2 separate regions of the Homo sapiens genome follow, and region 2 is linked to region 1. Evidence: chromatin loops called from intact Hi-C (ENCODE). Cell type or tissue: HCT116. All regions are shown on one strand. Each heading gives the region's core, and the rest is flanking DNA. Links, peaks and the distances in the headings are about the cores only. Region 1 has its middle 340 kb from the start of MIR4500. Region 2 has its middle 170 kb from the start of SLITRK6.

Region 1 (2,832 bases), core at 230-2,729:
AAGGCATCCGGAGAAATAGGTATCAATATTTTCCTTGTGATATACTCACTAATCATTACTTTACTCATCCAACTGATAGCATGTCGTCATTTGCAATACATATATTTTTATGATATTTAAGATTTTCAAATAACACAAATTAAAATTTTATTTTTTCTATATTTTTATCTGTGCTAAAACATTTTGTTTTACTATGAAGATTCAAATTGCTCAGTAAGCAGCTAGTATATTTGGGTTTTGTAACATATTTCTAAACAAATATTTTGTTTCTTCATCCTTTAAAATGTCAGCAAGTCAGGAACATAGTAAGTGATATCGTTATGGTAAAGAGATGTACCTTTATTTGCTTTGGTATTCTTATTCTTTTTCTATACTGATAAATGAATTAAAAAGTCCATGTAAATATTTTGTTTACCATAAAATCAATGTCCCAGTTCATATAAACCTCTAAAAATGAAAAAAAAATGTAGGGAGTTAGTTAAAATTTGTTTAAACTCCAGTGCAATTTTCAAGTATGTATTGTTTCCAATACAATTTAGACATCAATTCATGGATTGGTTTTCAAAAGCTTCATTATGAAAGTATTTCATGTAGTCTTTCATTTTAGGAATGCCTAAGGCATGATTTGTTAGTACTACTTATTTTCATGGTTATATATTCGCATCTACTCTGTGAAGAACAGAAAAAGAATAATGAATACATTTCAGGGAGAAGATCTGTAAAACAGGCTTTACATGTTATTTAAAATGAAGCCCTCTTCTCAAGAGATTGTTTTACCATTTCAAGAAAGAATACATTAAATAGTCAGTCCCATACACCGCCCAAATAAACTAAGTCTAAAACAAAAAATATGTGCATGAAAGAGAAAAATGTTTCCTGCCCCCCCGCCCCTTGCAAAGTATATATGTCTTTCTGTTTTGGCTGTATCTACTGTGACTACACCTGACCACCTTTTTCATTCCTTTAGCTCTATGCAGAGCTGAACACTGGGCAGCAATTTTTAGAATTATGCTGATTGGGATAATCTTCTTCATGATGTGCTGATTTCAAAAGCCTAGTATCCCTGGAGTTGAATTTGGAAAGCTGTAAATCGGTTTCCTAACACTACATTTTGCAATGTGTAAATTAATAACTTGGCATTTCACAGCTGTTTTAAAGGCTGTGCTTTAAAGAATGAAATATCAATCACAAATATACATCTACCCAGAAATGTCAAATCCCACCCAAATGAATACCACTGCAAATTAGCAGCAGGTCACATTGTTCTGCTGTTCTTTCACCTGTGATGCATTTCCTTCTTTTCCAGGTTAAGAGCGCCCCCTGGAGAGGCTTAAAGCTATTTTCTACCCCATATTAAAAGATGGGTGGTGAGCTGCTTTAATAACAGAACATAGTATCCAAATGCTAAGCCTATTTGAAAGAGGCAGTGTGGTATAGTAAAAGAAGAAATTAAACTGGGGTCAAAATACCTGGATTGAATTCCCAAGCCTGTGCTTAGGAGTTATTTGCATTTAGGCCTCTCATGACATCAGTTTTCACATCTTTAAAATTTGCCTCACCTGTTCCACAGGGTTATCTAAAATTGCCTTGCCTACCTCAAGAGGCTTACAAAGTTAACATTGCCTAATAAATATTCAGTATTAGTTTTCAAAATAAGCTTAGAGAATTATAGAGATTATCAATGCTATAAAGATTAATGTTTCTTTCTATATGATATGCTAATGTATGGATGTGTCCCTGGTTCAAGAGGTTACTAGAGGATCATTAATTTGTCTCCCATATGAATAATTAATAAAATAAATTATTATTTAGTGACTGAGTCCATGTGAGTAAATATAGGTCAGAGCTACTTAACTACATTTCATGCCTAAAGGACTTGTATTATCTCTTCACCAATTTTCTAACTATCAAATTCTGTCCCTAATATGCCATTTCTAATTTCCAAGTAGTGATTTACTCTTGGAATTTTAAAAAAATATTTCTGTTCTTTTACTATCTGCATGAAGTATATATTATATTATCTGTTGGGTTGAATTTGTGTCTTCCCAGCTGGACTGTAAAATACTTAAGAATGGGAAGAATGTTTTATTCACTTGCATTCAACACATTGATCTATACACAGAAGGGATTCAATAGAAACATACAGAGTGAGTGAATAAGACATATACTAATTGTGTATTATATTTAATTTCATTCAGTCCTGGAGCCAGCCAGTATTTCCTGGTATCTTTTAAAAAAATTAATATGAAGGATGATATTAAGAAAATATAATCTGCCATTCATTAATGTCCTCATTTCAATGAATTATCCATAATATTTTAAGAACAAATATTTTGTTGGAAAAAGCTATGCATGGAAGCACTATTTTCTGAAGTGAAATTTTATCCAAACCATGTGGGTGGTACTATGGCTGTACCTTTTTTAAGTTTTAATATTTGTTGTTTATGAGTAAAATGAACTTATCAAATGCATATGAAAGGTTCAGAAATATTATAAATGAACTAAATATTCATATTAATCAATTACTTTAATTAGGATCAATTCCACCTATAGAGTTTGACATTACTATTTTAGAAACTATTTTGATTTAATTCTGTGTTGGATTATAAAAAACAAGTTACAAAAAAAAAATAAAAATAAGATCCTCTTTCTTGCGTGATATTCAGGGGAGCCATATCCCAGGGAAGTAATAACAAGCAATCTTCTTATAAACTTGGGTAACAAACCATATATCATCCAAAAAAGCTATTAAGCATTAAAATTTATGAGAACACATCCATATACCCATAAAAATTATAAGAGTGACTTGAGGATGGCTGCTTTAGTATTTTA
Region 2 (2,832 bases), core at 332-2,831, 1.3 Mb before region 1:
TTCTCAAGTGTTTGTTTAGGGTTTATACCTGTATTTATCAGCAGCACATTGATTCTGTGATGCAAAAGCAGAGGAAGCCTACTTCAACACTTTCTTAAGTACTTAATTTTCTTTGTTTAAGAGCTCAATCTGACTGATAAGGATGAGTTGACACCTCTTCAGGAATTAATTGAGAAGCTTGCAACAAAGATAAGCATTTGTACTAGGAAAGAGTTTTCCTCTAGCTTCATCTATGGCTGGAGCTATCTCATTGCTATCTGCTAAACTAGTGACACAAACTGAGAAAACAGGATAAAAAGACACCCAATATCTATATCTACTGATAAAATTGTCCCAATGGTGGGTAAGCTTAATAGCTTCAGAGTAAGAACTTTAGAGCAAACCAATCTGACTTATTATTATGTGTTATTGCTCCTGTGATTGTGGAATTACACTTTATTGTAGTATGCGATGGCTAATCTGTAGTTTGTTAGTTTTGTTATTTTCCTTTTGCTGAAAAAACATGTTTGGCTGTTTCAGGTGACAGCAAAAGGGGTAGTAAGAATTATTATAAATAATTTGTTAACATGTTTCCAAAACAAATTTCCTAACAACATAATTAGTCATGTCTTCTTTCACTTCTATTTGGTCAATAGAAAATATACTTTAAAGTTTCTTTAACATTAGAACAACTGTATCACTTTGGATACCTTTATTTGCAGGTTTATATGCCAATGTTTTTATAGAATAAGAATACATGTGTATAATTTTATAAGATATATGATTTTGATTCAGGTCATCACATGGTAATTATGAGAGCAACAAAAGTTGTTTCTGATAAGAATTTTTAAAATATTTTAACAGATTTTGGATTTTATTACCCCATAAATCTTTCAAAATTGTTAGGAAAGTCTATGATTATATATCAAAAATATGTTTTCTTAAGGCTTCTGAGGATGATTTTGCAGATTTTTATTTTAAATGCTCTGTTCATTATTTTTAATACATGCAGTTTTGGGTTAAAGAAGTAAAAATTTTAAAACATGAAAAAGGTAGATCTCAAAGCCATGTTTTTATATATGCTATATTTGAGAGGTCTTGAAATTTTGCGTAGGGAAATGAAAAAAAAGTTCTTAGTATTTTGATTATTTTGTATTTAAGTTTACTTTAAAAATTACTTCTATATTTATTTTTATTGTGACTTCATGGGTGAGCTTTTTCTGAATAAACATAACAAAAAAACACACTGAAAACCATGAAGGTGAACGAAATTCAAAGTGCACACATACGAAATTAGATATAAAAATAAATATGTACTATTTATTAGTATATATTCCTAATTATTAGTAAATCTTATTTTAATTGCTCACTTAAACTTTTAAGATTACAATAAAGAGTAAAATTATAATTAATGAGCAAAAAATATTAAATGAATAAAATCTATATTGCATAGAATTTGAAAGCTCTGATGAGCAATTACTATATATAAAACCTATTGATAAGCTTTCAAATATATATCTACATGGTGAACTGAAATTGTTAAGCTTTTTAAATAAAATCTTTTGATTCCTGAATTTAAAACAAATTCCAGAAGAGGGAGATGTTTACTCTCAAATGAAAAATGTGTTGCTCAGTGTGAATAAACTGGTTTCTATAAAACAAAGAATAAGATTTATATATCATCCTAAAATGTATGGAAATCATAGATTCTAACACTATATTGTGGTTAAAATTTCATCTTTATGATGTATTATAGGTACTTTTCCTATTTGTAGGCATGTTTTATGTCAATTGATTTTCTTAATTAAAATGTTTCCTGAAAATTTCTTAATTATTCAAAAATATAAAGATTTTTGTTTTCACAGTCATTTTAAATAGAAATTAATATTTAACATTTGAGAAAATATATTTATCACGATACGTTTTTCAGCAATTGTCAATAACTGTTTTGTTAAAATTCTTTAAGAATAATATAGAGGCAATATATCATAATCTGGAAATACTTTTAAATTAACATGTATTATTTCTAAATATGCATTTATGTACTGATATAGAGATAGCTAGCTGTTCAATCAGCTCTTTTGTATTTTAAAGAAAAAATTATTTAATAAGTAAAGGCAAAATATTTTGTTTTTTTTTTATGAGAAAGAAGGAATGACAATAAATATAATGAAATGTAGTGGTATTCTTAATTGTGAAGATAATATCACAGCATGGCACATTTTTTATTTACCCAGCTGACTAGCCTATGAGGCTCAGTGCTGGCAGTCTAGATCTTGCAGGGAGGACAAATATACATAAAACCCTATGTTTGGCTTCTCCTTCTAAAGCTATCTTGATAAGTAATGTCTACTTCTGCACTCCTCCTATTTAATTTCTTGTCTCTGATATTAAGTAGAAAGATGTGAAAAGCCAGTGTTAATTTCCATGTCATTGGCATTAGTCTTTTGCCAAATCTGTGTATTTTCCTGAAGCAATGTGAACATGTACCCTATGTTTTTCACCAGGTCTATTTGAGATTCTCAACATTACTATGAGTAGTAAGTGGGTGCCTAGTTGAAGAGATTTTTATATTGTTTGTATTACCTTTTCCCTCAGCTTCTTATTTAAATAGCTTAGAACTGTCCCCGGTGTGTGATGTTCCCCTTCCTGTGTCCATGTGTTCTCATCGTTCAATTCCCACCTATGAGGGAGAACATGCGGTGTTTGGTTTTTTGTCCTTGCGATAGTTTGCTGAGAATAATGGTTTCCAGCTTCATCCATGTCCCTACAAAGGACATGAACTCATCATTTTTTATGGCTGCATAGTATTCCATGGTGTATATGTGCCACATTTTCTTAATCCAGTCTATC

The links. A loop is a pair of places that touch in the nucleus more often than their neighbours do. Peaks named below come from ENCODE experiments on the same cell type or tissue, not always from the same donor. Only the 100,000 strongest peaks of a DNase experiment are listed, where the experiment ranks them.
Region 2: it touches region 1 in a loop (2.8-fold over the local background); 5 of 110 quality-filtered maps call a loop at or near these places.

Annotation. Positions count from the first base shown.
Region 1 is chr13:87,273,093-87,275,924 of GRCh38, forward strand. No RefSeq gene overlaps it. Among named protein-coding and RNA genes, the nearest start is that of MIR4500, 340 kb to the right of the region's middle. In HCT116, for the core only: a CTCF peak has its summit at 1,344 (motif pointing left); a DNase peak (open chromatin) is centred at 1,329.
Region 2 is chr13:85,969,343-85,972,174 of GRCh38, forward strand. It overlaps the pseudogene MOB1AP1. Among named protein-coding and RNA genes, the nearest start is that of SLITRK6, 170 kb to the left of the region's middle. In HCT116, for the core only: no CTCF peak of the experiment used is centred there; a DNase peak (open chromatin) is centred at 1,571.